3 separate regions of the Homo sapiens genome follow, and regions 2 and 3 are each linked to region 1. Evidence: chromatin loops called from intact Hi-C (ENCODE). Cell type or tissue: dorsolateral prefrontal cortex. All regions are shown on one strand.

Region 1 (2,500 bases):
CACCAATATGATTACTGCAAAAGTTCTTAAAATCCATATACTCTCCCCAGTCTTAAAATAGAAATACTCTATTGAGGATTCAGGTTCAAGATGGCTGACTAGAGACATTGGACACTCACCCTCTCCAGAAAGAAGACCCAAAATTATGAAGAGATAAGCACACCTCGAATAGAACATCCAGGAGAGAGCACTAGAGTCCAACAGAGAAGTCTCAGCAAGCGCCTGAGGCACAGAGGAGAAGGAAGCGAGTGGCCAGCTCAGTCAGGAGAAGTTGGGAGCCAGAGGTGCTCGCTATTGTGGGGAAGGGTAAGTGAGAGAACATCAGTGGTCCAATTCTCCCCACAACAAACTACTGTAACCCCAGCCATGGGAAGCTCCTCTAACCACACAAACCCTGATGCTAGCATGGGGAATGACCTGCAGACCCTGCAAGGACATTACACTGACAGGGAATTCATACTGGGTCACTCACACCCCCTGAGACCTAAGCAGCTGCAACAGGGCACTACTGGGAGAGCACAGCCATCATGAGACTGCATCCTGCCCTGGGAACTACAGCTCCCATCTGTCCACATCCCAGGAGCCTTCACTGACATCCCCCAGTGTCCACCCAGAGGGCTACAGTGGCACAGCACTGGCTGGCCCCAAAGGTGCTGTAGGGTCCCCAGTACTCTAGCTCACAGGGAGTACTACTCCGCAACAACAGATCCCAATCAAAAAGAAATCCATGAAATCCTGGAAAATTGCACTGCACAAAAAAGGCAGCCCCGGACAAAGGAAAATAAAGTGTATGCTTTCTAGAGCCTGAGAGCTTCCCTGTCTGGGGCTGTGAGAAGCAATCCTGCCCCCAGCAGCAGCACAAACTCTGTGCTCAGGCTTACAAGCAGAGAGTGAGAACCCCTCCCTACCTCCACATACTGCCACAGCAGTTGCTGCAACCAGGAGCCGAGGTGGATAATCCTGAGAGCTGACAGTCTGGGGCTGAGAGAAGTGACCCCACCCCCACCAGCAGAGCAGCCTCTGTGCTCAGGCTTGCCCATAGACAGCAGGACCTTCTCTCCCCTTTGTCACACTGCTGCAGCTGTAGCCACTGCTGCTGCCACCAGGAGCTAGGACAGGCAAGACAAAAGGCTGCCTGTCTGGGGCTGTGAGTGGCAACCACGCCCCAACTGGCAATGTGGCTTTCATGCCCAGGCTTATGGGCAAAAGACAGGGTCCCTTCCCACTTCTATGTGGTGCTGCGGTGCTGCTGCGCTGCTGCCACCAAGAGCAGGCAAGCCTGTCAGCTACATGTCTGGGGCTGTGGATGGTGACCTCATATCACAGCCACTGCCAACACCAGTGCACACTACTCAGACCCAGAGAATCATCCTCCCACTGCTACTGCCAGCACCCATACCACGCCAGCTGCCTAGGTATCTCAGAACTCATTCACCCTCCTGGCCCACCACTGCCACTGCCAGTATTTGAGTGAGCCACCTGGAGGCTCAAGAATTGACCTGCCTGGTCCCACTAACACCAGTGCTAGCAAATGTCACCCTGGGGCTAAGAACAAGTATACTCAGCCCACTGCTGCCACCACTGAGGCCTGAAGACTGGCCCACCTGGCAGCTTTGTCCTCAGCAAAACTTCATCACAGCCTCTACTAATAAATGCACCCTAAACAACCAAAGAAATCACAGATATCATTCATGCCATCTACAGTCAAAGAAATCATGCAGAGACTACACTACTGCACACGCCCAGAATCAAAGCCCAAAGGGCCCTATCCAAGCAACATTATTGATACATCTTCAGGAAAAAGTCCTCCCATATGAAAGCAAATTTTAAAAATTGAAAGAAATTACTACTACAGCAGATGCACAGATATCAATTTAAGGATGCAGGAAACATGAAAAAGCAAGGAAATATGACACCTCAAGAACACAATAATTTCCCAGCAACAGATGCCAATCAAAAAGAAATTCATGAAATTCTGAAAACAGAATTCAAAAGTGTGATACTAAATAAGCTCAGTGAGATACAAAAGAATTCTGAAAAACGATACAAAGAAATAAGAAAAACAATTCAGAATATGAATGAGACATGTAACAAAGAGATAAATATCATTAAAAAGGACTAAATAGAAATTCTGGGACTGGAGAACTCCTGGAATGAAAGATAAAATATACTTGAAAGCTTCAATGATAGGCTAGATCTGCTTTCTCTGTCAATGACAGAGAAGATTCTAAAAGTAGCCAGAGAAAAGCATCTGGTCACTTATAAAGGAGCCCCTATTGGACTAACAGTTGACTTCTCAGCAGATACTTTACACACCAGGAGAGAATAGGATGATATATTCAAAGTGCTGAAAGAAAAAACTACTCCTACCCAAGGGTACTACATCCAGCAAAATTATTCTTCATAAATGAAGGAGAAATACAGTCTTTCCCAAGCAAATGCTGAGGGATTTCATCACTACTGAACTGACCTTACAATATATGCTCAAAAAAGTCCGAAA
Region 2 (2,500 bases), 92 kb before region 1:
GTTTCACCATGTTGCCCAGGCTGGTCTTGAACTCCTGGCCTCAAGTGATCTGCCCGCCTCAGCCTCCCAAAGTGCTGGGATTACAGGTGTGAGCCACCACGCCTGGCCTAGACCATGCTTTTGTTCTTCCCCTCCTTCAGGATCCCATCAAACCCTCCCTTAACATTGATCTTTTCCATTCTACTGGTTCCTTTCCCACTGCCCACCAATATATTCAGGTTCCTGACCCCCAGGCTACTTTCAGCCACCAGTTGATTTCCTTCCCTTTACTGCCAAGCTTCCTGGGAAAAAAACCCTACATGAGCACTTTGTCCTTAACCCTGCCCTTACACCAGCCCTCCATCCTTAATCTCTGTTCAAACCACTCAAGTTGAATCCTGCTTCCTGTCAGAGCCCTGAAGGTACACATTCTAAATCTCACTTTTCTCATCCTTAAAACCAGGATAACAATACAGCATTACTTAGGATGAGGGCTAAGCCATTGTAACAAACAGACCCCACATTAGAGTGGCTTACCACAGAGGCTTATGCTATTCTTGCTGTAACACTCCTCAAATGAGAGGAACAGTCATCAGGGAAGCCATGCTCCATGTGATCACTCAGAGAACCAGGATTTTTCTACGCTGTTGGTTCATAAAATTTTAATGTGCGTGTGAATCATCCAGCTCTTGTTAAAAATGCAGGTTCTGATTTGATGTCTGGGATAGGGCTTGAGAGGCCGCATTTTTTTTGAGATGGAGTGTTGCTCTGTCACCCAGGCTGGAGTGCAGTGGTGCTATCTCAGCTCACTGCAACCTCCACCTCCCGGGTTCAAGTGATTCTCCCGCCTCAGCCTCCCGAGTAGCTGGGACTACAGGCATGCACCACCACGCCTGGCTAATTTTTGTATATTTTGGTACAGACAGGGTTTTGCTATGTCAGCCAGGCTTGTCTTGAACTCCTGACCTTAAGCAATCCACCCACCTCAGCCTCCCAAAGTGCTCAGTTTACAGGCATGAGCCACCACGCCTGGCAAGAGTCTGCATTTCTAACAAGCTCCCAGGTGATGCCTGGCTGCCCGGATATGAAGCATACTCTGAGTAGGAGGAGCCTAGGGTGTTGCCCTTTCCTGCTTGATCAAAGCAGAGTCATAGGCACCTCTATATTCCAGCTCTCCAGAAGGGAAAGACGGCATGTGGACGAGTGCATGCTCAGTGTCCTAAGGCCCAGACTTGGGAGACCCCATCTGCTCACATGCCGCTGGCAAGCATGAGTCATATGGCCACACCTAGAGGCAAACAAGAGTGGGGACCTAGACATTATTTTTATCTATCGTGGAATTTTCTGGGAGGCACTGAGAACAAAGAGCAGATGTATTTGAGTGTGGAACACTCGCCAAAACTAAGACAATTATTGGAACACTGTCAGCCATTCCAGCTGCTGTGGAGTGAAATGGCGTAGAATGGTGATGGCTGGAGCTGACAGTGGTTGGGCAGCGGGGTAGAAGAGTGAAGGTGTGGCTTGAAGCACCGCACTATGACCCTAGGAAGGCAAGTACATCTCTAATAGAAATGACAGCCTGGGACACCACGCATTCAGAAGTAGATACAGGAGTCATTTGCCCTTGCTGGTCTATTTTTGGCTCTCGTGGAGGTCCAAATGTTTCTGTATAATTCTGGATATTGTTCAAGGTGCAGGAACCCTGCAAGACTTGGTCCTATGCTGCCCGAGCTGAAGGCAACCAGAGTATCGCTATGGCATTTCCCTAAATGCTAGCTGTACGAAAGCGCATGTTCTGCAGCAAGACTTTCTAAGTTTAAATCCCAGTTCTGCCACTTCCCGTGTGACCTTAGGCAACTTACTTCATCTCTCTGTGCCTCAGTTTTGTCATCTGTAAAATAAGGATATCTACATTACTCGTGTCATAAGATAATTTGAAGATTGAGAGTAGTGATGTATTTTAGAAGCTTATACAATACCTGATACACAGTAAGTCTTAAATATCATGCTATGTTTTATCTCAACTTTATTTTCTTAAACTGCTTTAACCACACAATGGGTTCTCTTTGTTTGCTGCCTAGACAAAGCTGATTTATCAAGACAGGAGAACTGCAATACAAAAGAGTTTAGGCCGGACACGGTGGCTCACACCTGTAATCCCAGCACTTAGGGAGGCTGAGGTGAGTGGATCACTTGAGGTCAGAAGTTAGAGACCAGCCTGGCCAACATGGTGAAACCCCATCTCTACTAAAAATACAAAAATAAGCTGGGTGTGGTGGCTGGCAGGCGCCTGTAATCCCAGCTACTTGGGAGGCTGAGGCAGGAGAATCGCTTGAACCTGGCAGACAGAACAAGACTCCAGCCTGGGCGACAGAGTGAGACTCTGTCTCAAAACAAACAGACAAAAAAAAAAAAAAAAATAGAGAAAGATTTAATTCACGCAGAGTCGGCTGTAAGGGAGAATGGAGTTTTATTATTACACAAATCAGTTTCCCCCAAAACTCAGAGATTGGGATTTTTA
Region 3 (2,500 bases), 62 kb before region 1:
CCGCTGTGACCATGAGTCTTAGCTACAACTTGGTGGTCTGACATATCCATATACATTTTCCCTGCCCTTGGCTGTACATTTACTGACCTTGAACTACTGGGAAAGCATCATGTGTCATTAATATAGTAAAGAGAAAGGGCACTCATAGGGCATAATAAGATATAATTATAGGCCCGGCGTGGTGGCTCATGCCTGTAATCCCCGCACTTTGGGAGGCCGAGGCGGGTGGATCACCTGAGGTCAGGAGATCAAGCCCATCCTGGCTAACACGGTGAAACCTCGTCTCTACTAAAAATACAAAAAATTAGCTGGGCCTGTAATCCCAGCTACTCAGGAGGCTGAGGCAGGAGAATCACTTGAACCAGGGAGGCAGAGGTTGCAGTGAGCTGAGATCACACCACTGCACTCCAGCCTGGGCGACAGAGCGAGACTCCGTCTCAGAAAAAAAATAAAAATAAAAAAGATACAATTATAAATAAGACTTTGTTTCTTTAAAGGAACCAGGGCTAAACCATTTCTAAGAACTCTTTATCCAATTCCTTACTTAATAACCAAGTAACCATGGCCAAGTTACTTAGCTTTTCAAAGCTGAAGTTTCCCCATCTGTCAAACACAGATAGTAAAGTGCCTACTTCATAGGGTTGTTATGAGGATTAGAGAATGCATGTCAAATATTTAGTATGGTTTCTCACACATAGTATTATTAGCTAAATGGAAACTATTATTATATCTCTAATATAGTAATAAATCCAAACCCAGCAGATTCTTCGGTGGAAAAATAAAACAAAGATATGAACGCCCAAGTGAATTCCTATTTCCATTAATCTATATGATAAAAAGCTTAGATTTAGATAAAATTTCAGTAGATAATAATCTGATGATTTATCCCAACTTTGCTTTGGCAGTATCTTCAAACAAAATTTAGATATTTAAAGTCATTGTCCTTAAAAGAGACCCTAAAGATTCAATTACTTATTGAATAGACAGTTTCAAATTGTATAAACAAATTCTCATTTCTTCTAATCCTAAGCCATGCCCTCCAAAAACAATAACAAAGATGATGTTACAGTGTCTCCTAGTGGGCCCATTTTCACTCATTGCCAACACATGTGTGACTAATAGTAAAGCATTTGCAAGTAAATTTTTAACTAAAAAGAATAATTCAAATGAAATAAAACCATATTGGGCAAGACAACATGGAAGCACCATGCACTAACAGCTGGAAACTGAAGGTAAAAAAACATACATGGACTTGATTGGAGCAAAAGGAGTGATAATTTAGTGATTAGCTAGTGTAGGGGAGGAAAAAACTTTTCCCTCTCAGGTTCACTATTTGGGGGCCTATGAATTAAACTGGCAAAAGACAGATTAACAGGAGAAAAGCATAAATAGTTATTGAGTTCACATGTTATGTGTGAGGGGCTTCACAGAAAATAAGTAAAAACCCAAAGAAGCAGTTAGACAGGGGGCTTATATACCATTTTAAGAAAAGGCAATAAATTATAGAGAAGTGACTAGACAAAGGAAAGTGGGTTTGAGCTCCTAGGGGTGGTGTAATAAATTGTGGGAAGGTGACTAGGAAATATATGATGGATAAAGGTTGTTTAGAAAGGTTTGTTATGCACACTCTTCTCTGTGCCCTCTCTGGTCTTCCTGGAATGGGAGAGGGAAATGCTTTTACAAATAGCAATTTCTGTCACCTTTACAAAGAGAAATTTATGCCCTGCTTTTAGACAGAAGCAGGGAGGGCAAAGAACTTTTCCTGGGTCTGCTGTTTCTTCAGTTGCCTTCAGCTTAAAGTAATCCTTATGCCAAAGTGGTATTTTTGGGTGTGGCATATTCTGGACCTCTTCACTAAAAAACAACTGAAGCCTCAAGTTGAAGAATTTCCAGGAGAAGATTCTTCTAAGTAATACAACATAGGTGGAAAAAAGTATTTTGCCTACACATTTTGAAGTAGCCTAAAGGAGAAATATTAGAAGTGAACTAGATAAGATATGCCAAAAGAAAATTAAAGAGTTCTTATTATTACCAGAAAGTGGTCCCAATCCACACCCCAAGAGAGGGTTCTTGGATCTCATCCAAGAAAGAATTCCAGGCAAGTCTACAGGGTAAAGTGAAAGCAAATTTATCAGGAAAGTAAAGGAAGAAAAGAATGGCTACTCCATAGGCAGAGCGGCCCTAAGGGCTGCTGGTTGGTTATTTTTTTTCTGGATATTTCTTGATTATATGCTAAACAAGGGGTAGATTATTCATGAATTTTCCTGGAAAGCGGCAGGAATTTCCTGGAATTGAGGGTCCCTCCCTATTTTAGACCATATAGGGTAACTTCTGGGTGTTGCCATGGCATTTGTAAACTGGCATGGCACTGGTGGGAGTGTTGCTTAGCATGCTAATCCATTGTAATTAGCATATAATGAGCAGCAAGGATGACCATAGGTCAGTTTTGTAACCATGTGTTTTTGGCTGGTTTCTTTATCGCATCCTGTTTTATCAGCAA

Evidence for each region. Hi-C counts contacts between places; a loop is a spot of excess contacts. Peaks named below come from ENCODE experiments on the same cell type or tissue, not always from the same donor. Only the 100,000 strongest peaks of a DNase experiment are listed, where the experiment ranks them.
Region 2: it touches region 1 in a loop (3-fold over the local background); 2 of 110 quality-filtered maps call a loop at or near these places.
Region 3: it touches region 1 in a loop (2.2-fold over the local background); 10 of 110 quality-filtered maps call a loop at or near these places.

The regions. Positions count from the first base shown.
Region 1 is chr14:35,896,504-35,899,003 of GRCh38, reverse strand. No RefSeq gene overlaps it. Among named protein-coding and RNA genes, the nearest start is that of BRMS1L, 71 kb to the right of the region's middle. In dorsolateral prefrontal cortex, a CTCF peak has its summit at 1,082; DNase peaks (open chromatin) are centred at 583 and 1,123; H3K4me3 peaks cover 1,505 bases; H3K27ac peaks cover 2,275 bases.
Region 2 is chr14:35,988,049-35,990,548 of GRCh38, reverse strand. No RefSeq gene overlaps it. Among named protein-coding and RNA genes, the nearest start is that of LINC00609, 81 kb to the left of the region's middle. In dorsolateral prefrontal cortex, no CTCF peak of the experiment used is centred here; a DNase peak (open chromatin) is centred at 1,435; H3K27ac peaks cover 2,500 bases.
Region 3 is chr14:35,958,605-35,961,104 of GRCh38, reverse strand. No RefSeq gene overlaps it. Among named protein-coding and RNA genes, the nearest start is that of LINC00609, 110 kb to the left of the region's middle. In dorsolateral prefrontal cortex, CTCF peaks have their summits at 894 and 1,097; no DNase peak of the experiment used is centred here; H3K27ac peaks cover 1,281 bases.